Regions from separate parts of the Homo sapiens genome. Here all the other regions are linked to region 5. Evidence: chromatin loops called from intact Hi-C (ENCODE). Cell type or tissue: Caco-2. All regions are shown on one strand.

Evidence for each region. Peaks named below come from ENCODE experiments on the same cell type or tissue, not always from the same donor. Only the 100,000 strongest peaks of a DNase experiment are listed, where the experiment ranks them.
Region 1: it touches region 5 in a loop (11-fold over the local background); 23 of 110 quality-filtered maps call a loop at or near these places.
Region 2: it touches region 5 in a loop (3.0-fold over the local background); 3 of 110 quality-filtered maps call a loop at or near these places.
Region 3: it touches region 5 in a loop (12-fold over the local background); 49 of 110 quality-filtered maps call a loop at or near these places.
Region 4: a loop joins it to region 5, with 4 times the contacts of the local background. A loop is called at or near these places in 3 of 110 quality-filtered maps.
Region 6: a loop joins it to region 5, with 8 times the contacts of the local background. A loop is called at or near these places in 25 of 110 quality-filtered maps.

What each region holds. Positions count from the first base shown.
Region 1 is chr13:38,869,775-38,874,774 of GRCh38, forward strand. It overlaps FREM2 (FRAS1 related extracellular matrix 2), which reads left to right. Exons shown (of 24, transcript NM_207361.6): 17 at 2,968-3,160; 18 at 4,708-4,812. Among named protein-coding and RNA genes, the nearest start is that of FREM2-AS1, 45 kb to the left of the region's middle. RefSeq lists a silencer at 3,043-3,132. In Caco-2, CTCF peaks have their summits at 3,096 (motif pointing left) and 3,312; a DNase peak (open chromatin) is centred at 3,087.
Region 2 is chr13:38,848,603-38,853,602 of GRCh38, forward strand. FREM2 (FRAS1 related extracellular matrix 2) reads left to right here. Exons shown (of 24, transcript NM_207361.6): 8 at 1-68; 9 at 1,436-1,633; 10 at 2,342-2,506; 11 at 3,084-3,266. Among named protein-coding and RNA genes, the nearest start is that of FREM2-AS1, 24 kb to the left of the region's middle. In Caco-2, no CTCF peak of the experiment used is centred here; a DNase peak (open chromatin) is centred at 2,369.
Region 3 is chr13:38,761,435-38,766,434 of GRCh38, forward strand. It overlaps FREM2 (FRAS1 related extracellular matrix 2), which reads left to right. Exons shown (of 24, transcript NM_207361.6): 3 at 2,870-3,016. Among named protein-coding and RNA genes, the nearest start is that of FREM2-AS1, 64 kb to the right of the region's middle. In Caco-2, a CTCF peak has its summit at 2,511 (motif pointing left); DNase peaks (open chromatin) are centred at 2,226 and 2,527; H3K4me3 peaks cover 400 bases.
Region 4 is chr13:39,021,379-39,026,378 of GRCh38, forward strand. PROSER1 (proline and serine rich 1) reads right to left here. Exons shown (of 13, transcript NM_025138.5): 6 at 4,899-5,000; 7 at 3,095-3,178; 8 at 1,674-1,752; 9 at 948-1,034. Among named protein-coding and RNA genes, the nearest start is that of PROSER1, 14 kb to the right of the region's middle. RefSeq lists a silencer at 1-28. In Caco-2, no CTCF peak of the experiment used is centred here; a DNase peak (open chromatin) is centred at 2,613.
Region 5 is chr13:38,684,083-38,689,082 of GRCh38, forward strand. FREM2 (FRAS1 related extracellular matrix 2) reads left to right here and starts at 2,995. Exons shown (of 24, transcript NM_207361.6): 1 at 2,995-5,000. The coding sequence starts at 3,263. LINC00437 (long intergenic non-protein coding RNA 437) reads right to left here and starts at 2,593. Exons shown (of 3, transcript NR_126377.1): 1 at 2,357-2,593. In Caco-2, a CTCF peak has its summit at 1,962 (motif pointing right); DNase peaks (open chromatin) are centred at 859, 2,359, 2,889 and 3,399; H3K4me3 peaks cover 2,913 bases.
Region 6 is chr13:38,913,062-38,918,061 of GRCh38, forward strand. It overlaps the pseudogene ANKRD26P2. Among named protein-coding and RNA genes, the nearest start is that of STOML3, 75 kb to the right of the region's middle. In Caco-2, CTCF peaks have their summits at 2,587 (motif pointing left) and 2,790; no DNase peak of the experiment used is centred here; H3K4me3 peaks cover 333 bases.

The DNA.
Region 1 (5,000 bases), 190 kb after region 5:
GATGCAAAATGGTTATTAAAGTTAAATTAAGTTCTTAGAACTATCAGATAGTTTGGTAGTTTTTCTCTTGAAAACAATTTTTTAAAATAATTGAAGACTGCAGATCATTTGATCTTTTATTGTCCTGGCTAGCTGTTTTGCGACATAGAATCTTAACTCTCCCATTTGTTTACAGGTAAACAGCGACTGATAACATCGTTCAGTGTGCATGAATAAGCTACAGAAATGCAACCCCAATCACAGTTTTCACTTAAAACATGAAATTATAATGTACTTATCAGAAGACATAGAATAATTTTGGAAAAGTAAACAAATTTTTTTCTTAGTTGCTTTAGGGAATAATTATGCCTCTTTTTTACTATGTATTTGATTTAGATATATGAAACTTTGAGGCTGGAATATACTTGAGGTCATTTTTCCATCCCATTGTTTTATACTTTGTACACTGATACTCTTTTATATGTAAGCCACTCTCAATTATTTTGCAGGATATATACTTACCCCAGTGTGTAGCAGAATAAATTTGACAGTGTGTTACTTTTTCCATGGTATTTGCATTTTACACTTTCCTTTTAAATATGGAATTTAAAGTATTGCTTGCCTTTGATGAAGAAACTTCAAACAGCAATAGGGACATATGAAATCACTCATTGTGTCTCGGTTTCTTTAAGATTTGACAGATATTTATTTCAGTATAAACAAATACCTCGAAAAGTCCTGTGATACAGGCTGAAAGAAAATTAAGTGCTTTTTAAGTTGACATCTAAATGTTAGAATGATTGCATTGCACTCTTCACTTTTGAAGAAGGTAGGTGATCTAGATGGTCAAGATAGTTTCATTTAGGCTCCAGTTCCTCCAGGTAGAGATTCTAAGTAGACAGAAAGAAGACCTAGCCATGGGTACTAAGAAAATGCAATGGAATGCTGATTCTGTGTCCAAAAATGATCAAGCTCTAGTTTACCACAACATCAAATAAAATCAAATCAGAATTAGTTGGGGAGCTGTACTCCAAGTAACTTATTCATAGGAAGTGAGTATTAGTAATTCCCTCCAAAATAGCATACTCAGTAACATTTGATGGATAGAATATAACATTGGAAAAAATTATTCTTAGCACCTATAAAGCTTAATTGGAAATCTATTCCTAAAACCTAATTATTTTTTAAAATCATGGTTTATTAAAATTGTAAGGTAAAATATTAATCTTAAGGACTAGTGGCATATGGGTTGACTTAGTCACCGTCCATTTCCCTGCACTTCAAAATCAATTGCTCAATGAGGTAATAACAGCCGCCCATAGAAACTACTGTCTCAAAGGACTTTTAATGCAAAGCACCTCTCCTGCTGGCCAGGCTAGCAGGTAAGAGGGAATGCTAACTACTATACTATACAGCTAAGAATGAAATAACTGGTTTGGTTGATGGTTCTTTTCTATATATTTTTATTAGGGATTCAGGTCATCATTTTTGTGACATGAGCAGTTTACTTTTAACTTCATAAGAATGTTCTAAATTATAGTTCTCATGATTTAAATTATTTGCTAACTCATGCCTGTGATTCTTGTTGTGAGCTGTGTGGAAGGAGAACTAGACCATAATCAGACAGCCTGACTCAAACTTCTATGGAGTGTGATCTGACCTAAGTCCTTTCCTCTTGTGTAGAAGAGGCTAGTTGTATTTGTCCTACTATTGTGCAGAGCTATTTTGAGAATGAAATATGATAGCCTTTGTTAGATGACCTTAGGACTGCCTTCATCTTTGTTTGGAATACGATGAAGTAAGACAGAATAGAAAAAAAACATGGGCCAAAAGCTGAGTTCTGATCTTGTCCGAGCCATTCAGGAGGTTTAGAGAATACTGTGGGACATTTACCTTTTTCCTTTGAGTCTTAATTTTATCTTTGTCTCTTTCTATCCGTCATCCATTGACCATCCAACTATCCATCCATACATGCAAAATAATTATGGTGGAGAGTGAAAATATTAAATAGTGTTTATTCAGAAACTAGTACAGTTTCTGAAATATGGTAAGTACTCAATATATAAATATTAGTTTATCCTCCACTATTCCCAACCCATCTGCTAAACACCAGAAGGAGGAAAGTATAAAATTCAAGGCAAGACACTTCATTTCAACTAATTATTCTTGAGATATTATAAATGTTATATGTTATTAGTAAATATATTTGCTTCCAGATCTATGTTTCATATTCCCTTAATAAAAAAGTAGCTCATAGCAGCATTTTTTATAATAGCCAAAAACTGGAAACAACCCAAATGGCCATGAAGTGATAAATAGATAAATGAAATGTAATATGTGCATACAATGGGCTGCAATTCATTAACAGGGGAATTAAGTATTGAAACGTGCTCAAACATGGATGCACCTTGAAAACATTATGCTAAATGAAAGAAATCTATCACAAAAAAACACATTTTGTATGATTCCATTTATATGAAATGTCCAGGATAGACAAATACATAAAGACCTAGTGGTTTCCAGGGACTGACGGGGAGGAGGGATTGGGGGTGACTGCTAATAAGTACAGGCTTCCTTTTGGAGGTGATGAAAATCTTCTAAAATTGATTGTGTTGGTTGCACAGCTCCTTAAATATACTAAGAACCATTGAACTGTTTACTTTAAATAGGTGAATTACATGGTATGTAAACTATCTTCATAAAACTGCTCTAAAGAGGATTTTGTAAGTATAGTATGCTCAAAATAATGCACTGTCTTAAGGATTTCTGGTACATATCCTTTGTTGCCAATGAAGGTAATTAGTAACAACTATTTAATCGATCCAAAATTAAGTGAGGGGAAAATAGTGTTATAAAATGCTGTCATTTCCTCTTCTCAATGATTACTCAAAATCTTCAGTTAAGCGAAAAGAGAAAATGGCTTGTACAAAATTAGGCCCACTTAGTTAACACTGAGTCATGTTGATTGATGTAATTTTGTTGTTTTAGGTCCTAAACCTAGTGCAGTCCTATGTGACCCTTCGAGTCCCTCTGTATGTTTCCTACGTGTTCCATTCCCCCGTGGGGGTAGGAGGCTGGCAGCATTTTGACTTGAAGTCAGAGCTTCGTCTAACTTTTGTGTACGACACCGCCATCTTGTGGAATGATGGAATTGGCAGCCCCCCAGAGGCTGAACTTCAAGGTGAGTTCAGAAGACTTGGAAAATTCTATAGTTTTGTAACCTATTTAAACTATTTAAGACGATTTTTTTTTGCCATTGCTAAAAGTAGTACTAGCAAATTTCAGTATATTTTCATTTTCTATCTATAATAAGATAATTTCACCTTTTTCATCAAAAAACTCTTTAAACCATATTAGGGCTTTAAATTTTGTGCAATATGTGATTATTAAATATGACTTTATATATTTCATGGATATTTTATCCTTGCGATCTATTTTAGGTGATTAATTATTTATGTGTTACATAACACAACATATATATTTTTCTGAATTCTAGAAAATGGATAGAGGAAGCTCCAACGAAAGCAAGAAATGACCAAGGGAAAAAGTTACACATTTTTATTTCTGAAAAAAAGAGGTGCATTTAAATTAAATACAAATTATGGCCTGAATTCTAGTCATGACTCTACAACTAACTAGCTGTGAGATCTCAAGCATATTGCTTAACCTTTCTGGGACTTAACTTTTTCTGAATGATAGACACAACTTCTAATATCTCTTTCTGATGTAAAATTCTATTACTCTGGGGTACTTTAGTTGAATGTCTGCGAACTCGGATTGTGAATGCCACTAGTTCGAGTTCGCGAGCATTTGCAAAACTTGGTTTCAATCTCCATGTTAGACTCATAGTTCAAAGTCCACAAGCATCAATCTAATCCATTAGTAGGACGAGTGCTTTTTCTTTTTCAGACATGTATTACTGTTCCGATTCCACAAACATCCATAGTGTCATGCCAGTACTGCATTTTACTAGCCAGCAGGAAAACAGAGTTAATAGTGCACCTCAAATGTAAATCTACTCTCTTAAGTGGATTAAAACCTATTTATGCTCTGTTCATTTTGTTGTTGTCTTTTTTTCTCCATGTTTCATTTTGAATAGTTTCTATTTTAGAGCTATGTGACAGGTAATATGATAACCCTGAGTTATGATTCCAAATTATTTCAAATGTTTTAAGTCCGTGTCTTGTTTTAGAAGATGTATATTTAAGTTAATCTTAATGAGGATTTTTCTGTGGTTCCCAACCTCCACATAGGATCTCTTGTTTCCATCTGATTTCTGGAGCCAAATTTTATCAAACTGCTAAATTTCTTGGGAAAGCTTCAGAGGTTTCTTTAAGTCTATAAAATTAGGAATAATTCTGGATAACTCAAACCTATTTCTATTTACATGTCCGAATCTCCATCATTTTGACAATTTTGTCATGCCTCTCAATTTACAGCTTCATTTTTATAAACTCAGATTTTAAAAAAACTTGGTCTATTGTAAGTAATCTGTGTATTTCATAGTGACTTCACTCATGTTACTTAATAATTCATTTTGGCTCCCTTTTCTGCTTAGAAAAGAAAATGAAGATACTTCTGCCTCTGTTATTCAGAATTCTTCTGATAATACCCTTTGCCCAGAATGTTTAAAGACAAGTCAAACCTGAATTAATTTTTGGAAGGAATCTGTACATAAGGGGTCTCTGGCTACATATATTTTCATTCTTGGTACTCTCCCCATTATAGGTTCTCTCTATCCAACCAGCATGCGCATCGGTGATGAGGGGCGCTTGGCCGTGCACTTCAAGACAGAGGCTCAGTTCCATGGCTTATTTGTGCTGTCACATCCCGGTAAGCCCCGTTATCTTTTAACAACCACTCCTCACACAAAAAGGAGGTAGATTTTCCATCTTCACACATTTCAGCGTGCTTCTCTGTTACCACTGAAGCCCTTAATCTCAAATGAATTGTACATGTGGGATTATCTCCATGAGAGCTTGATAATTGTTCAGCTTCACCTCATAATCCACAAAATTATC
Region 2 (5,000 bases), 160 kb after region 5:
GCCTATGAACGCAGCCCTTGGCGAGCCCAGCAAAGCCACAGTGTCCATAAATGACTCTGTCTCCGATTGTGAGTGTTTATTAATTTTATAATTTACAATGATAATTGAAATCATAAGCTAAGGTTTATGTATATATGATAAGCAAGATGATTATATATATTTGTTTGTTTGCTAGGGCTTCCATAACAAAGTAGCACTGTCGGGGTGGCTTAAATAACAGAAATTTATTATCTCATAGCTGTTGGCTGGAAGTCCAAATTTAAGGTGTTGGCAGGCTCGCTTCCTTCTGAGGGCTGTCAGGGAAGGAGGTTCCAGGCCTCTCTCCTTGGCTTGAAGATGGCCATGTTGTCCCTAAGTCTCTTTGCATGGTGTTCCCTGTATGTGTCTCTGTCTAATTTTCCCCTTTTAATGAGGACACCAGTCACATTGGATTAGAGCCTACCCTAAAGACCTCATTGTAATTTAATTACTTCTGTCAAGACCCAGCCTACCAATAAGGTCACATCCTCAGGTATTGGGGGTTGGGATTTCAACATATGAATTTGAGAGGAACACAGTCCAGCTCATACAAATACCCTAGCTGACCACACCTTTCTCCTCCTGATGATTTTGATAGAATTAGACAGTCTCAGAATAAAACTTTTATTCTTTCTCTCAAACCTTAAAGAAAAAAAATGTGATGTCATCAGTATCTTGATTGTGCCTCAAGAATTCCCGTCACCACAGTTGGGTGGAACCATGTGGAACTGCACAGACTCCTGAGTGTCAATAATCTTTCTCCACTTCACAGCACAAGACACTTTCTGTCGTCTCCTTCCCCTAGACACTCATCAAATTTCTTTAATAATGTGCCAAAAATGCTGTTCTGGGACAACCCTCTGCTGGACACATGGCAGAGCTCTCTGACACGTCATCACAAGGGAATTCTGAACACTCTTCAATCATGATGATTTCAACAGTGCTTGGAGGAGTCTCACCTATTGTCAATGAGCCCTATACGTAATTAACCTAGCATAGGTGTCACCTAAAAATCACACACACCACACACACAGTCAAGTTACCTACATGATCTGAGTAAACTATGCTTGTAATTATGTGCACAATATTCAGTGTTCTTCACGTCAGGAAATTCTGAAAGGCTCATGACTAAGAAACATGTAGATACAAATATCTTAAGGTTTGTGGTTTTATCTACTTTTTAACATTTCATTGCATACCCTTACTTTACCAAACAGGCAGAGCAAAATGTCAAAGGTAAGGAAATCAAAACTCTTAAGTGATTTGCTCAAGGTCAAAATATTGGCAAGTGACTGAATGGAGACAGAATCCAGTTCTTCTCACTTACTTTCCATTATTCTTTCCACTAAATCACATCTTCTGAAATGCCATTTTCCACAAGGAAATTTCTGTTCACTTTAATCCTTTGTTTTTGCAGTGCCTAAGATGCAATTCAAAGAACGAATATATACTGGCAGCGAAAGTGATGGGCAGATAGTTACAATGATCCATAGGACTGGGGATGTCCAGTACAGATCTTCAGTGAGATGCTACACCCGGCAGGGGTCTGCACAGGTGATGATGGACTTTGAAGAACGCCCAAACACTGATACCTCCATCATCACATTCCTCCCTGGTAAGCTTGAACTTGAAATTTTTTCGTGAAATTTGAAGAAGCCGAATTTTTACTCAGAAATATATATCAGGGAAATACAAGTTCCTCGATATCAACAAGCATATGGCATGGTTTTATGTGCAATAAATGAGGAAAGTGAAATCGATTTTTAACAGGTTGAATGAATGCCCTTTTGGTATCTGCATTAACTTATTGATTTCCAGTGATGTGATATATGGTTTATTCAAAACTTATTCAGTGGACAAAAGCATATCAAATGTACAGATTTTACAATGCTAGGAATTAAACTTGGCTCAATGATTTGTTTAGTAAGTCAAAAGTTAATAATACTAGAAACTAGTGTTGAGGTCAGATTAACAATGATCAACCAGGGCAAGGCTGCTAATCTTGCTTTCTGAATGTAATGCTAAAAATTCATAAATAAAATTGACATTTGTGCTTTTTCCCTTGTTTTCTAAGATGAGTGGCAGAGCTCAAAGACAGAAATCAAAGAAATTCCCCATACGAATAAGTGCTGGTCATTGCATATACTTAAATATTTATTCACTTATTCAGCAAATATCTGCTGAAGGCTTATTGCATGCCAAACACTATTTATTGCACTGATACAGCAGGGAAAATCAACAAACTTGCCCTTATGGTGCTCACATTCTAGTTGTAGATATATTCCTATGGGATGTGATTGACCTGCTGACATTATTGTTCCAGGTGAGACAGAAAAGCCCTGCATTCTTGAGCTGATGGACGATGTGCTCTATGAGGAGGTAGAGGAGCTCCGCCTGGTACTCGGCACTCCACAAAGCAACTCTCCCTTTGGGGCTGCAGTTGGTGAACAAAATGAAACTCTCATAAGGATCCGAGATGATGCTGATAGTAAGAAATCTTTTTTTGTTTGTTCAACTGTAAATTAGAAACTAAAATCCAGCCAAGTCAAGGTTTTAAGTGACTCAGAAAAATGCCCCCACCTCCTCTGCTTTATGACTAGGGTTTTTAAGCAATTGAGAAACAGCAAAAAGACAAACAAATGGGGAACAAAATAAACCATTAAAACTGATAAAGTTGATGCTGGAGAATATGGCTTATATCCAAACACTAATTCCCAAACATCCATACTGGCCCTCTACTCTATACACACCCTTGGGTACAGGGGGACCAACAGTTTCCTCCCTTCCCACCCACCTTCAGTGGCCTGCTCATGTGTAATTTATGGCACATATAGAGAGCTGGCAGCACATGCTCTCTGGGGGCTGGTTAGATCCCTGGAAGGAGCTGGACAACATATGCCAGCTTTTCCTTCCACACACGTCACTAATTTTGAGTGAGGGGACAGAGAGAAGCCAGGAGTGTAATAGTCATTTATCCCCTCCCACATGGAAACAAACATTAGAAATGGAGGAAAAGCATTCCCCTTACTAACAATTTCATTTGTCTTTGTTTCCCACAATTTTAGAGACTGTTATTAAATTTGGAGAAACCAAATTTAGTGTCACTGAACCCAAAGAACCTGGAGAGTCGGTGGTTATAAGAATTCCAGTGATTCGCCAAGGAGACACTTCAAAGGTTTCCATTGTGAGAGTCCACACCAAGGATGGCTCGGCCACCTCTGGAGAAGACTACCACCCTGTGTCAGAAGGTATGGGGCTCCCAGGGCCTGTCTCCTGATGGATCATGCCAACTCTGTGTTTCAGTGCCAGTGCCCTTAAGGAAAAGAAGGGAAACATCCAATTGAAATCAAAATAGGGCACTCTTTTTTAGGGGGTATAATTTTAAGGGGTACAAGTGCAATTTTGTTACATGGTTATATTATGTAGTAGTGAAGTCTAGTCTTTTAGTATCTCCATCCCCAGAATAATGTACATTGTACCCATTAAATAATTTCTCAATACCCACCTCCTGCCACTCCCCCACCCTCCCAAGCCTTCAGTGTTTATCATTCCACACTCTATGTCCACGTGTACACATTATTTAGCTACCACTTATAAGTGAGAACAAGCAGTATTTGACTTTCTGTTTCTGAGCTGTTTCAATTAAAATATAGACATACTCTTTTAAATTCCTCTCGTTTAGTAAAACAAACACAATGGGATTTATTTCCAAGATTTTTTTCTTTTTGACTTACAGGGTATATGTGTTAGGACTTAGGGAAATTTTGAGTAAATGTGCTAAATAACCTTCTGTTTGAATTGGCTTTCTATTAGTTTTACCTTCATTGTAGTTACCAGATTAAATAATAATTTCCTATATTTTTCTATGTAATTGCAATATGCATGATAACTGTGATAATAATCTATTTTAGTTTAGAGAACACCAGCAATCTAAATCTAAACCAAAAAATTTTGTGTTAACAAAGGACAGTAAAAGTATAGTGAAATATTAACCACAGAGACAATGAATTCTCTAGGATTTAGGAGCCACTTAGAGATGTCTTTCATCCCTCTCCTTTTGCAAATGTTGGGCCATGTCACCATCTTTTTTTTTTTTTTTTTTGAGACAGAGTCTCACGCTGTTGGCCAGGCTAGCATGCAGTGGCGTAATCACAGCTCACTGCAGTCTCCGTGTCTTAGGTTCAAGCGATCCTCCCACCTCAGCCTCCCAAGAAGCTAGGACTACAGGCATGCACCACCATGCCCAGCTAATTTTTTGTATTTTTGGTAGAGATGGGGTTTTACCATGTTGGCCAGGCTGGCCTCAAACTCCTAGTCTCAAGTGATCTGCCCACCTTGTCCTCCCAAAGTGCTTGGATTAAAGGCATGAACCACCAAACTCAGCCTGCCATTTACTTTTATCAGTAATTAAAACAAGTCAGTTCTGGCCGGGTGCGTTGGCTCACACCTGTAATCCCAGCACTTTGGGAGGCCAAGGCGGGTGGATCACCTGAGGTCAGGAGTTCAAGACCAGCCTGACCAACATGGCAAAACCCCGTCTCTACTAAAAATATAAAAATTAGCCAGGCGTGGTGGCACACGCCTGTAATCCCAGCTACTTGGGAGCCTGAGGCAGGAGAATGGCTTGAACCCGGAAAGCAGAGGCCGAGATCCGCCATTACACTCCAGCCTGAGAGACAAGCGCAAAACTCCGTCTGAAAAAAAAAAAAAAAAAAACAAATCAGTTCTTCTCTCTCACTTGCTCTCTCTCTGAATTATTTGCTTACAAAATAAAAGTAACTTTATGTCCAATATTACATTTATGAATTATTTGGAGTCTAATTATTCACTGTGTTTTCTCCTTTCCTACCTCTCACTATCAAGAGTCATTAGTTCTTGATGATCTTAGCACGTCAGGCATTCATCTTTATCTAATTTACAAACAAAGCTGAGAAAACAACTGATAGGTATCACTGAATCAGTAATAAAGTTAGTGAGGCAAC
Region 3 (5,000 bases), 77 kb after region 5:
CTTTTCTATTACTTTCTAGATGATGTTCCAATTAATGGAACGTAAACACAATAATTTTTTAAAATATTTTTTAAAAACAATGAGAACAAGTATTGGCAATAATGAAAGAATGGATACTGTCAATTATTGATGTAAATTAGTACAATTTAGTACAATTAGTAAATTAATACAATTAAATATGAGAGGATACCCACTAAAGTGCACAACTATACAGAGTAATCAATAAGAGAACAGCTGCAGAACCACAAAGACATGAAAGGGCTGGAGCAGCTGCAGCTGCTTCACACAGGAGGGGGATAGAGCAGCAATAAGGAATGGAAAGTGTCAGCCAAGGAAGAATAGGGGTCCTCATTTTAGGCAAGAGGACAAGGGTGATGGAAAGAGTGAGGGTGGCAAATCCCAGGAGCTGCAAGAATCTTGGCTTGACCTCCAAATGGGCAGATTAGAGTGCAAGGGGAACAATCAGGGTAGGTCAGGATGAACCTGGAAATCTGCAAAGAAAAGTCCACTTGATATGGGCAAAAGCTGTAGGCAAGAGGGGCAAAGGAGAAAGGAGCACAGGTGGGTGTAAGGCAGACGAATAGTAGTCCAGCAGTGGGCATGCAGGGTGGGCTTGGGCATGCGTGGCGTGGCAGGGCAGAGTGAGCTTGCATTTGTTGAATGATACTATTGACCTCAGAGCACTGTGTGTGTGTATGGGTTACCTGAGTCGATCTTTGAAGAAATCACAGGCGCTAATTAGCGTCACCCTCACCTGACTCTCCAGAAAAGGAAACAGAGATCCAGAGAAGTAACTTGGTCAGAGTCAGACAGCAGCTAGAAGTGATGTGGGTGGGCCTTGGACTCCAGTTCTGAGGAGCCTCCTAGCCCATGGCCTCTCCTCTCCAGAACAGCACTCAGGGTGCAGCAGACATTGGGCATAGTAAGTTTAGTAAGTTTCATCAGCGCAAAATGTGGAATGAGTTTCCTTGTTAAACGGACAAACTGACACAAAATTCCTGCTCTCCAATCTTTTTTTTTTTGAGACAGAGTTTCACTCTTGTTGCCCAGGCTGGAGTGCAATGGTGCGATCTTGGCTCACCACAACCTCTGCTTCCTGGGTACAAGCGATTCTCCTGCCTCAGCCTCCCGAGTAGCTGGGATTACAGGCATGCGCCACCATGCCTGGCTAGTTTTGCATTTTTAGTAGAGACGGGGTTTCTCTATGTTGGTTAGGCTGGGCTTGAACTCCCGACCTCAGGTGATCCACCTCAGCCTCCCAAAGTGCTGAGACTACAGGCATGAGCCACCACGCCCGGCCCCAATCTATTTATATTTTATAGTTGATAAATTAACTAAAAATAGGAAAGTCCATAATCCCATCATTTAAAACACCAAGCAGCTTCTCCTGTATCATGTCTCATTTTACGAAGCTACATTCACAGTATCAGTACCATTTGTTGTTGTGTTTTTAAGTGTTTTCGGTGTTCCAACAACAATTTCATATTTATTGTTTGGGAGTTGAATAACATTTTATTGATTTGATACACTATAAGATAGTTTTTAAGGTTTGGGGTTATTATAGAAAATATTGCAATGAATAGTTCCTTACAAATATATTTCTGCTTCTCTTAAAGCAAAAATCCCACAGAAGGAGCGACAAGATTGAAGGATATAACCATCTTTTTGCCCCTTGCACACATTGGCACATAGCTGTCCAAAAGGCTTGTGCTAATTTGAAAGCCAAACAACAGTAAACAAGAAAACAATTTCCCTACATAATCTCAGTTGTACAAGGTATTCTCTTTAATCTTTAGTACCTGTTAAGTTGATAGCTCAAAGTTGCTGCAGTTTTTATTTTTTAAAAGTTCGAGCAAAGATGAATGTATTTTCATGTCTTCGCTCACTCAGCGTTTTCCCTTGTGTAGATTTTTTTTTTGTCGTCTATTAAAGTTTTGAGATTTTCCTCTTTCATTTCTTTTTCTATGTGAACTGCAAAGAGAAGAAACTAGAATGAAAACTGTGCCTCTAGCTGTGTTTGTTACTTGGGCTTTTTTTTTTTTTACACCCTCTTTCAGAAAGACTTAAAAGGCATTACTGATGCCTTTGTTTGTAAACCTCACCTTACTCTGAAATAATTGGTGTAGATCAAAGGAAGTAGAGGGATGCGTGCAGAGTGATCAGCTGATAACCATTTTTCCTTTCATTTACCCAACATAGTCGCTTTCACATTAGAGAGATCACACACAAGGTTTATTTTCTGCTGATAGGCAGCCCACTCCATTTTGGTGGGAAGATGGAAGGGGAAAACCTTATCTTCAGAGTGGAATGGAAATCAATGAAAAGAACTGTCTGTTTGCTCTAAGGAATGGAGTGGAATATAGTGGGGAAGGGAGGCGGAGAAGGGATATTTGTTTTTCCTTAAGTGGTTATAATTAAAACCTTCCACCCAATTGCTCTGTGAACCGGAAAAAGTATTTGTGAAGTTGTGTGTGTGTTTTTTAGAACATCACAAAGGAGCCTTGCAGCCCTCTGATTAGAAAACTTGCTCTCCAGTGGCACCTTGTGGGAAGTGAGTTATCCTGCAAGTTGGATATTTAGTTTTAGGATTAAACTAAATAGCCTCTGGTAGTTGTGCACTTCCTACCCATTACCTACTTCCCCTCCTAAAACAGCAAGGAATTTGTGAAGAATTATGTCAGCGATTGAATGTATGTGTAACAGTCTCTAGACTGTAAGCTGTATCTCCATGTACATATTCCAGAGTTGTGTATCAAACTAAGTAGCTGTATTGATTGTTAATGTTGTTTCATTAAAGTAATCTGTGGAATTTTGAAGATCACTCATTCAAGAAAGCACTAATTTATGGCTTTAAATTTTTATTTTCAAGGTGGAAACAAGTTAACGTACCAGAATTTTCGTCTGAATTGGGCATGGATCTCCTTTGAAAAGGAATATTACCTGGTCAATGAGGACTCCAAATTTCTAGATGTTGTTCTTAAACGTAGAGGTTACTTGGGAGAAACTTCTTTTATAAGTAAGTTTAATTTTTTATTTCTGTTTTAAAATTTTATTTTTCTAGCAAAGGTTTATAATTCTACAGTGATTAAAGTATCAGTTTAGTTCACTTAGAGCTTAAAGTTAAAATTTAAAAGTTCTCTAACTGCTAAAGAAACAAGCAACAGGTTTGTGTCAAGGTACTTATCTCTTCAAGCCTTCTGTGTACATATGATCTTTTTCTGGTATAAAAATTGGCAGGAACACTAATAAGTTACGAAACAAAAATAAATGTCACTAGATCTTAGAATGAGCTTAGGCAAATCTGTAATTTACCCGTAAGATAAAAGTTTTCTGAAACATGAGTATCGTGACCTTTCTTTGTAACAACAGTAAATTGTTAAATACTAATGATTTTCTTCTGCTTTACTTCGTTTAAATAAAACTAAGAGTCAGAAGCAAACGAATGAAACCTTTTTTCAACTCCAATTCAAGTTCATATTTGTTTTGTTTTGTTTGAGACGGAGGCTCGCTCTGTTGCCCAGGTTGGAGTGCAGTGGCGTGATCTCAGCTCACTGCAAGCTCCGCCTCCCAGGTTCACGCCATTCTCCTGCCTCAGCCTCTCAAGTAGCTGGGACTACAGGTGCCCACCACCATACCCAGCTAATTTTTTGTATTTTTAGTAGAGACGGGGTTTCACCGTGTTAGCCAGGATAGTCTCGATCTCCTGACCTCGTAATCTGCCCACCTCGGCCTCCCAAAGTGCTGGGATTACAGGCGTGAGCCACCGCGCCCGGCCTCAAGTTCATATTTGATTTTCATAGAAGCATAAAATAAAGTTGGCAGTATATTGGTACTTTTAAGCAGCAATATGGTTGGCACAAAATATTTAATATGTTGATAAAAATGGCAGCACCTGAAGCAACTATATTGTTTTTGGTACCATATATTTTATAGACATCTAGACCAATGGAATTTGCATGGGATAAAAAGAGATTTCATTGAGTGAGATTATCAACTAAGGTGGCAATCTGGGAAAATGTTGGCAAAGTAAAAAGTTAGTAAACCTATGCTTGTCTCCAAATGATTATTTTGAAATTTTACTGGGTCCATGAACTTCCAGATCCTCAAAGAGTAGACCTCTATGCACAGAAATACACACCCCTGCCACCCCCAACATCCCTCCCTGACACCCCCACACATCCCGCTGTAATTTTGCTGCAGCCAGAACCCCACCACTCTTTTTGATTTCCCCTGACATGTTTTGATTCTGAATATTAATTACCCCTTACTTTTAAAATTCTTTTTTTTTCCTTTTAACTTTAGAAGACCAGGTTTTCACACGACACTTTCCCTGTCTTTGAGGTTGCTCTGGTTGCAGGGGGGCTGGTCTCCCCGCGGCCTCACCCCCAGCCTCTGCTTCCATCTTCATTTTGCATGAGCCTCCACCTGGCTGTGCTTCTCATGCTTTGTATTTAGCCTAGGATATTCTGAGCACTCTCACTGCGCTCTCTTTTAGGGACATATTCTCTGTGCACATGTGCACATCCTGTCTTATCATCAGGGAGTGATTCGTCTTAACTCTGCTTTGTACTTGAACATATAGCAAATAAATCATGGGGAAAATGATAACTAAAAAACAGAGCACCTTACCGATTATTAAAAATAGGTTTATCTATTTTTTACCTGAGTTCCCACTCCTGGTGAGTTTATTTAATTTTTCACTCACAACAGGCCCCTGGATAACATTGGGAAAGTTAACAGTAGAAAAAGATTGTAAAATTATTTTTTTGCCTTTTTTTTTCTCCACTGCCTCTTTTTTCTTAAGCTGGATGCCAAAATGTCAAACAAGAGCTCTTTTTGTTGTTATTTTTTTCAATGCACTATTATTTTCTACGAATGTGGGGTTAACGGCAGTTCTACAAAGGCTCATAGGCTTTACTTGGTTCACTTCACATGGTTACTTAGTAACCTGGGGTGATAGAAAATTGGGAAGCCTTCTGTGTGTGGCCCACATCCTTCAG
Region 4 (5,000 bases), 340 kb after region 5:
AAGTCCCCCAGCTCTCTTCAATCTGGCACTTAATAAAGATCCTTGAAAAAAAAGTTGATACTTTGATCTCTCTTGGGTTCTCTGTGCACAAATTCTAGCATTTCCCAAAGTTGCTTAAAGAACCACCAGTAGGTCATTAAAAAAAATAAAAATACCAGGCACCCCCTATCACAATACACTGAATAGAATCTCTACAAGTGGGGAACTAAAGGTATTTTTTTAAAAGTGCTCCAGGTAGTTTCAGGCTACAGAGAAACCACCTCACTGTTGCTTTGTCATTCCTCATATTTGATTATCAGTCTGTTTTCACCTGTTTCTTCCTTAACTTAATTCAATTAAATGGCAGCTTCATTATTGGGTCAACAACCTTTAACAGTATATTATGCAAGCAGCTCACGTTTAATTTAGTGGGGCTGATTTGGATGCCTCTCCTATGAGTTTCCATAGCACCCTAACCCTATCACAGCACTGATCATTCCAACGCATCTCTTTGAATCTAAGATGCCACTTGCTATAAATCACATTCTAATTTCAGAGAAATTAAACTATAAAAAATGTGCAATTGAGAACCAATAATGTAGAATATATTGAAATGGCCTTCTCTTTCCTCATCTGTATTTTTTCACTAGACTAAACTCTTTGCAAACATGACTCTTTGTGCACCTCTGTATCCACAGCACACAACACATGATAGGGTCACCTAATATTCATTAAACATGTTACTGAACAGATGCTATTAAAATGTTAGCCTATATTACAAATAGAGAAAGTGAAGTCCATCAAGACTATGAAAACTGTCCCACATTACCAAGGATTCACTTCCAGATCCTTCAGACTCTTGAGCTTGTGTTCCCTCTGTTAGAATACGTCATGCCAAACAACTGTCCGTTCCAAGTGTACATTTGTATATGAATAAGTTACTTAAACACCCCCAAATAACATTTTACCTGTTCCTACAGGATTAGGAGTATATGGAGGTGGAGGTGGAGCTATGACATTCGCTAATGGTACCAGACCTGCATTGTTATAAGCACCTAAAATAAAAACACAATAGAAAAAAATATACCTTAGGACTGTTCTGTGACTGGTATTGTTCTGTGACTAGGAGTTCAAACTATATTAATGCAGCTATTCAATTTATTATAAAAACTCCTATTTAATACAGTTGATTTTATATGGAGGTTTATGTCTAGAGTTAAGTGAAAACTGACACCAAATGAAACAACCAGAGATTCCTATTTCCCACTGCATGCTCATTGCAGGGATAAGTTCAGTGAATGGCATGGCAGGCAGAACCTGCTATACTTACATTATTTGTCTTTTCTGCCAAACGCATATACTTGACTTTTTGAAGTTAAATGCATGAATGATGCCTCTGAACTACCAACTACCAAAAAAAGGAATTCAAGATGATTTACCAAAGTGAAAACCCATAAATAATGAATGACTAAAAATAATCTAATTAATTTATCATAAAGAAAATATCCTAAATAAACTATCTGCTGCAGTGTTGTAGGCCAGGACACTACTAGCTAACTATGGGCATAATTAAGCTCACAGTAGCATTTCATAAGTGCTACAGATTTGCCAACCACATAGACCAGCATTTACTTTCAATTTAATAAATAAACAGCAAAAAAGAAAAACAAGTAAAAAATAAGGGAACTCCTTACTTGGTGCAATAGTTGCATGTGGTCGGCATGGAGGTATCGGATAAGGAACAGGTTTATGTGGATTATATGTTGAAGGAGGCTAAAACATGGGGGAAAATACAGCAGTTAGAAGAAAATCAAGTAAGCTGTCTCCTGGCAACTTGTCTTTCAAAATATTTAGTCCTAATATGCTAAAAATGTCCCCGCATATCATACTACTGGACTACATGGGACAACAAATGAGGGAAATTTCTTTGCTTTAATAAATGTGGTTGCTATTAAATTCCAAATGCAGATCTTGCCAAAGATGGCCATAGAGGTGGCCAGAGATTTTTAAAATCATCTCCAATAAGGGGTTAGATCTCATTGTAAACAGCAAACTCCTCCCAGGCCCAGCCTAAGTTAAACCAAGAATTCCTGTTTCCTCCTACATAACAAAGACAAGAAACCTTCTAGGTTTTACAATCTCAAATTACGCAAGAACTCCCAATGGCAACATCCTCCTAAACTGATAGGAATTCATCCTCTCATTCCCACCCTCTTTCCTCCTTTTAGAAGAAAAAAGCACTGTTTGCGTTAGCATTTGGCATTCTGACAACTCCAGTAGAACATAGACTGGAATCAGGAATTCAGTATGTTAGTTGTTCTGCCTTTTGAAATCCATAAATCCACCAATACTTATTTTACAGTTGATGGAGCTTACCTAAGTAACAAAAAGCATTCAAAGCACTGGTCTTTAGAAAACTGGAAGTATCTGAAGCTAAGCCAGATGCTGTACTTTTTACCTACAGAGAGAGCATGTGCATGCCTGTGAGGCAGGGGAAAGGACCCACTGGTGGTAAGGGAGCCAGATTCTTTCCAGCTCCCATAATTGTGGCCCTATCTGAAGTCTTGTGCAAGAACCATGATCTGTTACTATTCTGCCATAAACAACTCCACTGGAGTTCTTGTCATGTGGACAGGCAGGTTTTGCAAGGTGGTTGTATGCAGGCCTCTAGTACTTCAACTCCAAAGATCCTTCAACCCATGGGGTTGTCTTCTCCTGTCCTGTTTACATTGCAATCATTATAATCACTATCTTGTAAATACTTTCAACCTGTGACTTCACTGTGGTTTCACTAACACTAATTCAGCTAAACTACAAACTTAGTTAAAACAAGCTCTCCACACTCCGTATCTCCAACTGAGCAGCTGAATGCATCTCGAGAAAAAAACTGAAAGCAATTTCACTGATTCTACTTTAAAATAAAAAGCTCAATCTCAAAGGGGCTCTTACTACTGTTAAATATTTATGTTTCCCTCATCCATTCACTCTCTCACTCTCCTACAATTTCTAGAATACTTCAAACTTTGCAACACAAAAATAAAATTTATGCTTTGAGTAAAAAGGAAACTTTATGTAGGAAGGAGTTTGGGCTTGTTTCATCATTTTCTAAACATACTGGTTTGGATGGCCCAAGAATTCGTGCAGCTATTCCTTTGCCTTCGTTAGTACATTCTTCACCATCTTTTTTCAAAGGAGTTCCCTATTAAAAAAAAAAAAAAAAGGTAATTGAAACTTAAAAAAAAAACCCTCAAACCAGTAACAATAACCAACCTCACTGTATTACACTGAAGAAAAGGACTTGGTAAGAGTGTAAAGACTTGCATTCCCATTTCAGTTCTGCACTGGCTGGCGGCATGACCCTGATAAGGTCCTCAATCCTCCTATGCTATGGAACTCTCATATCACATGCAAAGGTACTCAGAAGTGAACATGAAAAACACAGAGAGGATGACAGGAAAATATAAGGTATCCACAGGGACTGGTTCTAGGACCTCCCCCATAAATACCAAAATACATGGATGCTCAAGTCTCTTATATAAAACAGCATAGTATTTGCATATAACCTGAACATATCCACCCATATACTTTAAATAATCTCTAGATTACTTATAATACCGAATACAATGTGGATGCCGTGTAAATAGTTGTTATGCTGCATTGTTTTACTGTATTATTGCTTTTTTTCGGAATACAGTATGTTCTGATTTTTCTTCTTCACAAATAGGAGCAATCAGAAATGAACTTCCAATGCCACAGTATGTATAATACTCAAAGAATAAGAGTACCTATGTTACAGTTGAAAGTAGATAAGAAAAAATGGTGTTCTCTATAAAGATTAAGTGTGATTATTTATATTGTCAAGGGTAAATGAGACCTTATTCAAGACTGTTAAAATTAACAGATCAGAATAAGTTGATAGATTATTGCAGTGTGTCATCGCCCTAACACTGTGTGTGGCTAAATGGTATATACTAGTGTGGAAGCCAACTCCCAAGATGTCCCCCACTGATCCTCATCTCCTACCTGCCCTTGCACCATTCCCTCCCAGAATGAATGGGGCTGACCTGTGTAACACATGGGACATTGCAGAAAGGATGGCATCTGACTTCCAGGCAGCTTCCACTTGTCTTCTCTTGCTTGGATTACTTGCTCTGGTAGAAGCCAGCTGCCATGTCATGAGGACATTCAAGCAGCATTACAAAAAAGTCTTTGTGGTGGACAACAAAGGACTCCTGCCAACCACCAACACTACCTTGCCAAGCATGTAAACGAGTCACCTTGAGGCCCTATTCTTGGGCTCCAATCAAATTTTCAGATGAATGTAACCTCATGAAAAGACCTGAACCAGAACTATCCAGCTAAGCGTTCCAATATTCCTGACCCATAAAAGCCATGTGAGGTAATAAACATTTATTGCTTTAATCCAGTAAGCTGTGGGGTTGTTATGCAGCTACAGAAATATAACATTCTTTGAGAAAGCTGTTTTACAAAGAGGTTTGAGGAACATTAGATGATATAAAAACAAGTTTCTTTTTTATAGTACTTCTCAGAGCCTTTATATGCGATTCCCCAGGAAGGAAACACTGTATGCAAAGTTTCCCAAACACACTTCACTGAGTGAAACTGAGATTGTAAGAATACTGAGAATTTGAGAACTGTTCCTTTACTAAATGTAAATCAGTGCTTCTAAAGTACTTTGAAAAATAAAATCATCCTCTCTTCTATTTGTCTTGTTCTATAGATTTTATATAGATACCCTTAATACTTTAATGAAGTTTAGACATGAACTTTCAATCAGTGGTGAGCCTGTGAATTAAGTTACCGACATAAAATTCCTTTCCTTTAAATATCATTAACTTATTCTACACTTCATACTTAACCATGAGAAGTTTCATATACAGCTACAGAAGTATGCTTACTGGGAAAATTCCATTTATGCGGCTAGGTCTTCCTTTGGGATATGGATTTCCTGGGATTGTTCCACAAGAAGATATCATAGCATGAGGAGCTTTGCAGCCCCC
Region 5 (5,000 bases):
ACTAGGTATTAGGTATTAGGTATTTCCACCTAAATACCTTGCCTGAATCATAAATTAATTACATTGCTTCCTTTATTTTAGAAAACAAGTTCTCTAGTGCTTAATCTTAGTCTGTGAGTTTTAGCAATCAATAATTTTAACTCTAAGTTGATATGAGACAACACTTTGGTATGACTTTAAAGTAGCAAACAAATTTAAGAATGTATTTTAAGGAATATTTTGCCCATGGTATGTATAGGAAGCGTTATAAGGCTTAAGGAAGTAAGAAGTGAAGTGTTAAGCTCGAATTTTGTAAAAAAAAAAAAAAAAAAAAAATCACATTTGCTAACTTATTCTTCATGAAATTGAGTGATATTGAGAACGCTGACTGTAAAATAATAATTTTCTTGCTATTTTAGCATTCATATCTTTTAACACTGAACTAGGAGCCTAAACAGAGATGATCTTCATCAATAATATTTGCTCTCAAATAAAAATTTGACATCTCATTGTTTTGTCAATGATCATCAATGTAAAATATATTTAGCCAAATGATAGTTTGAGTTACCTTCTATTTGATTTACAAGACAAATAACTAAGACATTTACCAAAAAATAATAATAATCTCTAAAAATCATTCTATCACTTCGATCAAGGCAGACAAAATTAAAAAGTCAAAAAGATTATAGTTTATTGATTTCCTTAGGCTATGTAAAAATAAATGTGGTCCTGTATTTTTCTTACCATGAAACAAAATATTGAACTCTGCCCTTGAGGCATACTACCATACTTCAAATGCTGATCTTATCATTGCTTGCAAGTCAAACAGAGTTGGACTTTAAAAGGAGGAAAGGAAAACCCTGGAGCCACTAAGAAGCATCAAGGGTCAAGCTGTTAGTCTGGTTCTGCTCAGAATTTACCCAGGGTCACAATGCCTGGATAAGGCCACTTTGCTTCCAGATGACATTTTTCAATACAAACACACAACCAGAATTTGAAATTTACTATAAAAAGAGCCATATTCTGAAATTGGTTTTCTAGTTTACTTGGCATCTTATTTGTTTTAATTTGGAACAGGAAATAGCAGAATTTCCCCCCATGTTCCGCATTTTGAATTCTGTATGCGATAATAAATAATCATATAAATTATAAAATAATAATGACAAAGCAAATAGGAAATTGGTAAAGAGTTAGATGGGGGATTTTCTAATGTATTTAAAGTAAGGGCCACATCCCTTCTATGCTCCTGGATGCCCATTTTGTAATAAATTGTGAAATGTATCCATCAGTTTCTAAGTTGTAGTTAAAAGCTCCTCAAACAATGCACAGCACACAGAATAATCTTAATTAATATTTAATTAACTAAATGTTACTTGTTTGCGTGCTTGCACACTTGCTTGGATGAGTGACTCCTTTAAATTGATCTCTTGCTTCTTTTTGAAAGATTTTAGAACTTCCTGTCTATGATTCCTGGAAACGGACACCACTCAGTAGGTTTCATGGAAAGGAATCTGGCATCTCCCAGCCATACTTATGTACAGAGTTTGTGCTGCAGCCTGGAAAATAGCTGTAACTGTGTCAAGCAAGGATCAAAATCCTGGTCTGGAGGAGCTCAAGCTGAAAACACAAAGGCTTAAAAGGATAGGCACTTCTTACTGAAATTACTCCCATAGGCACCTTCTAGCTTCAATTTAGACTGAAATGTAAAAAGACATTAACAATTTCTTATATTTCCCTCTTTTCCAAATTCAAAATCCCTTGGAGCAGGAAAAGGGCAATTATGGCTAATTATGACTATTACTCCAATTCTATGCTCCTGTTAGCAATCAGATTTGCATTACTGGAGAAAAAAAATATTATCCTAAATAAAACATTCTGACTATGATTGCTTAGGAGCCAATCCGAAAATGATTAAGTTTAAATTACAAGGGATCTTTTTTGAGGGGGGGAGGAGAGTTGATAAAAAAACCTTTTAGAAAGGGAATCTACACACTACTAAAACCAAACAAACACAAGGGGGCAGGAAGAGCTCAAGCTCTGACTTCAAAACCTGTTGGCTGAAATGAGAGCTAAACTATTTTAGTGTGCCCTCCGGATATTTATCAATTTTCGTGGCATGCAAAGAAATGTGATGCTGACAAGTAGATTTAGTTTGTGCTTGGTCTAATTACTGCGAAGAGAACAGGAACGTCTCTAATGACAGCTACCCTAACAGAGTCGGATTTGGGAGCGCCTGGGGCCACATTCCCTAGAATTTATTCTTTGGTGCAAGACTAGCAATTCTGATCAGACTGCATTTCTCACGCATTCCAAATGCCCTTTTTCCCTTTTACTCTGTGAACCTCGGTTGCAAAGGAGGGGCTTGTTAAAAACTCACCAATCGGAGGACTGTGCCCATTGTAATTCACGAGGAGAAGGCAGCGTCTGGGCGCGCCGAAGGGGGCTGGGCTGGAGTGCAACCTGCTCTAGCTATGGCTTTTAATTCCAGCTGTCCTTTTGCAAATATGCCCCAGAATTTCTTCTCAAACGCTCTGGGTTTCGCTTCAAACTCAAAAAGCATTGCGTCTAACTTTCCCCTGGGTTTGCAAGTTTCCTTGGGAAATGGCCATGCCCTGCGCGGGATTTCATTGACTAGGGCGGAGGGGTGGGGGTGGCTAAAATGGGTAACCCTCGGTCGCCGGCAGATGAAGTGAACCCAGCACAGCAGTGTGTTCCGGCTCCTCTGCAGGAGTACCAGATCTATTAATAGCAGCCCAGAGAGTAGCGCAAGCAGGGGTGGGCAACTCCTGGCCACTTCTTCCCTCACTTCCAGGACAACCTGTTGCGCCTCTATCTCCTCCCCTCCCCGCAGTTTCCCCGCCTTGGCCTCTAAGAGCTGATTGGCAGAAATTACTACCCAACCCTCAGCTCCGCACCTCCTCCCCCGACCAACGATTGGCCACCTGGGAGGACTGGAGTAAGGGGTGCGAGCGGAGGGATTTCCCTCAAAGCCCAGGGTCCGGGGACCTGGAAAGTAGAAGTGGAGGGATTCAATTCTCCGCGCGATTGAGGCGCTAGCGGCGGAGCTGGACGGCCTGGGAAGGCTTCGGCTCCTCGGCTGCGGCTCCAGCCCGGACGGCGCCGCGCAACTTTGCCATCCTTCTGGCCCAGCCCCGGCTACAGGAGGACCCCGCGGGCAACGCGCGGAGTTCCTGGCACTTCCCGGCGGTGTCTCTTGTTGTCTGCCCGGGGACCGACTTCGCATGCTCTCAGGCTGACCTGTCCAAGCCCGAACACCGGGACCATGCACTCAGCCGGGACTCCCGGGTTATCCTCGCGCCGGACAGGCAACTCCACCAGCTTTCAACCAGGACCGCCACCGCCGCCCCGGCTGCTGCTGCTGCTGCTGCTTCTCCTGTCACTGGTAAGCCGCGTCCCGGCACAGCCCGCTGCCTTCGGCAGGGCGTTGCTGTCCCCTGGTCTCGCGGGGGCTGCAGGGGTCCCTGCTGAGGAGGCCATAGTGCTGGCGAACCGCGGACTCCGGGTGCCTTTCGGCCGTGAAGTCTGGCTGGATCCCCTGCATGACCTGGTGTTGCAGGTGCAGCCCGGGGACCGCTGCGCGGTTTCGGTACTAGACAACGACGCACTGGCCCAGCGACCGGGCCGCCTGAGTCCCAAGCGCTTCCCGTGCGACTTTGGCCCTGGCGAGGTGCGCTACTCTCACCTGGGCGCGCGCAGCCCGTCTCGGGACCGCGTCCGGCTGCAGCTGCGCTATGACGCGCCCGGAGGGGCAGTAGTGCTACCACTGGTACTGGAGGTGGAGGTGGTCTTCACCCAGCTGGAGGTTGTGACTCGGAACTTGCCTCTGGTCGTGGAAGAGCTGCTGGGGACCAGCAATGCCCTGGACGCGCGGAGCCTGGAGTTCGCCTTCCAGCCCGAGACAGAGGAGTGCCGCGTGGGCATCCTGTCCGGCTTGGGCGCGCTGCCTCGCTATGGAGAACTCCTCCACTACCCGCAGGTCCCTGGAGGAGCCAGAGAGGGAGGCGCCCCGGAGACTCTCCTGATGGACTGCAAAGCTTTCCAGGAACTAGGCGTGCGCTATCGCCACACAGCCGCCAGTCGCTCACCAAACAGGGACTGGATACCCATGGTGGTGGAGCTGCGTTCACGAGGGGCTCCTGTGGGCAGCCCTGCTTTGAAACGCGAGCACTTCCAGGTTCTGGTGAGGATCCGAGGAGGGGCCGAGAACACTGCACCCAAGCCCAGTTTCGTGGCCATGATGATGATGGAGGTGGACCAGTTTGTACTGACGGCCCTGACCCCAGACATGCTGGCAGCCGAGGATGCTGAGTCTCCCTCTGACCTGTTGATCTTCAACCTTACTTCTCCATTCCAGCCTGGCCAGGGCTACTTGGTGAGCACCGATGATCGCAGCCTGCCCCTTTCCTCCTTCACTCAGAGGGATCTGCGGCTCCTGAAGATTGCCTACCAGCCCCCTTCTGAAGACTCTGACCAGGAGCGCCTCTTTGAACTGGAATTGGAGGTAGTGGATCTAGAAGGAGCAGCTTCAGACCCTTTTGCCTTCATGGTAGTGGTGAAGCCCATGAACACAATGGCTCCGGTGGTCACCCGGAATACCGGTCTTATTCTCTATGAGGGTCAGTCTCGGCCCCTCACAGGCCCTGCAGGCAGTGGTCCGCAAAACTTGGTCATCAGCGATGAGGATGACCTAGAAGCAGTGCGGCTAGAGGTGGTGGCTGGGCTCCGGCATGGTCACCTTGTCATTCTGGGTGCTTCCAGTGGCAGCTCTGCTCCCAAGAGCTTTACAGTGGCTGAGCTGGCAGCCGGCCAGGTGGTCTACCAGCATGATGACAGAGACGGCTCGCTGAGCGACAACCTGGTGCTTCGCATGGTGGATGGAGGAGGCAGGCACCAGGTACAGTTTCTGTTCCCCATCACCTTAGTGCCTGTGGATGACCAGCCACCTGTTCTCAATGCCAACACGGGGCTGACACTGGCAGAGGGTGAAACAGTGCCCATCC
Region 6 (5,000 bases), 230 kb after region 5:
GTTTTGTTCTTGTTGCCCAGGCTAGAGGGCAATGGTGCAATCTCGGCTCACTGCAACCTCTGCCTCCTGGGTTCAAGCAATTCTCCTGCCTCAGCCTCCCGAGTAGCTAGGATTACAGGTGCTCGCCACTGCGACCAGCTAATTTTTGTATTTTTAGCAGGGACGGGGTTTGTCCACGTTGGCCAAGCTGGTCTCAAACTCCTGACCTCAGTTGATCCATCCTCCTCGGCCTCCTAAAGTGCTGGGATTACAGGCGTGAGCCACCACACCCGGCCTAAATGACTTTTTAAAATTCCCTTTTATTTTATTCTTGCTTTCCCATTAAATCACACATTTTCCTCACATTTCTATGAATAGAAATTCAGAACTTTTATCCCTGGAATTTTTACTGAGTGACTTAATACAGTACCTGGCACAGATTATGGAAAGGAAAAGGAGAGAAAAATGTCTTGGTGACATTAATCATTGTCCTGTTTGGTTAGAAAAGGGTGCCATTAATGGCTTTTGAAGTGTGTAGAATAATAGCCTAGCAGAAAATAAATATTGCCAGAGGAAATAGAAAAGCTTAATAAACTGCTAATTTTTATGTTATGCATAATACTAAATCAAAAGTTCCGTTAGTTCTGTATGGAGTGAAATACTTAAATATTTTAAATAAAAACGCTCCTGCTTTCTCCATGGCCTGTTTATTCAGCTTGAGATTATGTTTCAGTTGGTGGAGGTAGCTTGAAGTCCAACATTAATAAGGAAAGCACAACCGCAACTTTGTTTATACTTTTTTATTTAAAAAAAAAGTAAATAGGCCAGGCGCAGTGGCTCATGCCTCTAATCCCAGCACACTGGGAGGCCAAGGCAGGTGAATCACCTGAGGTCAGGAGTTCGAGACCAGCTTGACCAACATGGAGAAACCCCACCTCTACTGAAAATACAAAATTAGCCAGGTGTGGTGGTGGCATATGCCTGTAATCCCAGCTATTCGGGAGGCTGGGGCAGGAGAATCACTTGAACCCAGGAGGTGGATGTTGCAGTGAGCTGAGATCGCACCATTGCACTCCAGCCTGGGCAACAAGAGTGAAACTCTATCTCAAAAAAAATTAAATTAAACTAAATTAAATAGAACAAAGCCAGGAAATCATGTTGCCAGAGGGCTCAGGAGGGTCTCCAGATACCTGTGAGACCGCAGCCCCACCTGGCGTCCAGATTCTTGACACCATCACTACGAAGAATTCAGGGACAAAGGCTCAAGAAGCTTTTATTGCAAAGTGAAAGTACACACAGGAGAAGAGGACAGATGTGTCCGTGACAATGAGTCATGCACAACAGAATTTGGGGTTTCTGATTTTACGGGTGTTCAATTGAAAGGTGGAATCATCATTAGATATTCTGAAAAAGGAGGGGATATCAGGGACCTCTGCTAACCACCCCCTTTCTCCCTTGTTTGGGTTTCCTCAGAAGAGTCATGGACATGCCACCTTGACCGGGATTTTGGCCATTTTCTCTCTCTTAGTTTTATTGCCCTAAATTCTAGCCATACCAATGGCTTTCAGTGCTCCAAATACATCCCTCCATGCCTGGGTACTTTAGCCATGCTTTCCCCAGTCAGTGATGGTGGGCTAGGCACCTTCCAAGGCAAATGCTCACATACTCTCAGGACCTACCTCTAACACTTCCAGGGCCATGACTCAGAGGTTCCTCCAGAAGCCATGTAGATTACTCCCCAATTCCCCTTACTCCATGCATCTCGTACATCTCTATTCAATGCCATACCATACTGAATTAGAATTGCCTGTTTTAAGAGTGTTTCACAGGCACTCTTGTAGATGCATTTCAAAACTCTGAAAAGTGACTGATACGGAGCTGGTCTTGACTCAATAAATCCCTCAATCTTTTCTCCCGGTCCCATCACCTTGCCTACGTTTTTCTCTTGCCTGAGCCTTAACAGGTAGCACTCACTGTCTTCTGGGATGGCTCTGCTTATAAGATTCTTGAGGATGCCATTCAGAAATACTTGTATTTAAAGAGTATGTGAGATGATGAATTTGCTTAACTGTAATAATCATTTCACTATGTATAAATATGTCAATATATCATGTTGTGCTTCTTAAATTTATACAATTAATAAACTAAAACTTTTTTTAAAAGCCAAAACTAATTGTGTTTAGGAAACCAATTTAGAGATTTTAAAAATTAGCCCTCAAAGACATTTTCAAGCATGTTCTTTCACCACCCTTGTACAATTCACTCATTACCTGGGAAAAATTAAGCATTTGGCACTGAGGAATAATTCAGAGCAACAATTCTAGGGGAAAACGAGAGAGCTGAGTTGGTGATCAAAAAGAACTCAAGCCAACTTTAAAGGCAATTAGCTCCTAGCATTGCAACCACGGCATCAGAGGTGGGGCCTGCCCTCTGTCTTGCACTCATCCCCTTCAGGCTGAGCAAGGTGTTATTTTTAACTAGTTTGTGAATTATAATTCCCTTCACCCTTATGTTAATCATTACCTATTTCACAGGGATGCCCTTATGTAATGAAAAAACCATACAGGATAGTTTGTCTCATGGCGCCCTCTAGTGATAATACAAAGATCACAAACAAAGAAAGTTAATTCACCCAGTGCCAGAATGTGCCAAGAGTAATAGTACTTTTCTTTTCTTTTCTTTTTTTTTTTTGTTTTTGTTTTTGTTTTTTTGGAGACGGAGTCTGGCTTTGTCGGCCAGGCTGGAGTGCAGTGGCGCGATCTCGGCTCATTGCAACCTCCGCCTCCCGGGTTCAAGCGATTCTCCTGCCTCAGCCTCCAGAGTAACTGGGACTGCAGGAGCACGCCGCCATGGCTAATTTTTTTGTATTTTTAGTAGAGACGGGGTTTCGCCGTGTTGCCCAGACTGGTCTCGAACTCCTGAGCTCAGGCAATCCGCCCGCCTCGGCCTCCCAAAGTAGTAGGATTACAGGCGTGAGCCACCGGACCCGGCCGTACTTGACTTTTGAAAAATAAAACTTTCTTTACTCACAGATTACATTATTGAACAACTAGAAAATCCTATCAACAACAAGAACAATACAAACTTCTGGAACTAATAAGTGAGTTTGGCAAGGTCTCAAAATACAAGGTTAATATGCAAAAGTCCATTTCTTTCATATATATCAGTAAAGAGCAATTAGAATTTGAAATTTTAAAAAATACAATTTACAACAGCATCAAAAATAATGAAATACAATTATACATCTAACAAAGTATGTACAGGATATATATGTGAAAAAACTACAAAACACGTATGAAAGGCAACAAAGAATATTTAAATAAATGGAGAGAGAGTACATGTTTATATATTGGAAGAAAACATTTTTTAATAATTTCAACTTGTATTTTAGATTCAGGGGGTACATGTGCAGGTTTGTTACATGGCTATATTGCTTGATGCTGAGGTTTGGAATGTGATTGATTCCATCACCCAGGTACTGAGCAAAGCACTCAAGAGTTAGTTTTCCACACACTGACTCCCTCTTTCCCTCTCCCATTTAATAGTCCCATCATTTATTGTTGCCACATTTACAGCCATGAGTACCCAATGTTTAGCTCCACTTATAAGTAAGAACATGCAGTATTTAGTTTTCTGTTAATTTTATGTTAATTCGCTTAAGATAATGGCATCCAGCTGCATCCATGTTGCTGCAAAGAATATGATCTCATTCTTGTTCATGGCCATAGTGTATATGTACCACATTTTCTTTATTCAGTCGACCGTGGATGGGCACCTAGGTTTATTCCATGTCTTTGCTATTGTGAAAAGTGCTGTGATGAACATACGAGTGCATAGGTCTTTCTGGAAGAATGATTTATTTTCTTTTGTATATATACCCAGCATTGGAATTGCCGGGTTGAACGGTGGTTCTAAGTTTTTTGAGAAATCTCCAAACGGCTTTCCATGGTATCTGAACTAATTTATATTCCCACCAGCAGTGTATAAGCATTCCCTTTTCTCTGCAGCCTTGCCAGCATCTGTCATTTTTTATTTTTGTTTTGTTGTTGTTGTTGTTGTTGTTGAGACGGAAGCTCGCTCTGCTCTGTCGCCCAGGAAGGAGTGCAGCGGCGTGATCTTGGCTCACTGCAACCTCCGCCTCCTAGGTTCCAGTGATTCTCCTGCCTCAGCCTCCCGAGTAGCTGGGAGTACAGGTGTGTGCCACCACGCCCAGCTAACTTTTTGTATTTTTAGTACAGACGGGGTTTCACCGTGTTAGCCAGCATGGTCTCGATCTCCTGATCTCGTGATCTGCCCGCCTGGGCCTCCCAAAGTGCTGGGATAACAGGTGTGAGTCACCACGCCCGGCCCTTTTTTTTTATTTTTAGTGATAGCCATTCTGGCTGGTGTGAGATGGTATCTCATCGTGGTTTTGATTTGCATTTCTCTGATGATTAGTGAGGTTGAGTATTTTTTTTTTTTCGTATGTTTGTTGGCCACTTCTATGTCTTTCTTGAGAAGTGTCTGTGCCCACTTTTTAATGGGGTCATTTTGTCTTTTGCTTGTTGAATTGTTTAGGCTCCTTATAGATTCTGGATATTAGACCTTTTTCAGATGCATAGTTTGCAAATATTTTCTCTCATTCTGTAGGTCATCTGTTTACATTGTTGATAGTTTCTTTGCTGTGCAGAAGCTCCAGTTTAATTGGGTTCCACTTGTCAATTTTTGTTTCTGTTGCAAGTGCTTTTGAGAACTCCAAATTCTTTCCCAAGGCCAATATACAGAATGGTATTTCCTAGGTTTTCTCCTAAGACTCTTATAGTTTGAAGTGTTACATTTAAATCCTTAATCCATCCTGAGTTAATTTTGTTTTTTTTTTTGAGATGGAGTTTCGCTCTTTCGCCCATGCTAGAGTGCAGTGTGGCATGATCTCAGCTCACTGCAACCTCCGCCTTCTGGTTTCAAGAAATTCTCCTGTCTCAGCCTCCTGAGTAGCTGGGATTACAGGTGCTTGCCACCACACCTGGTTAATTTTTGTATTT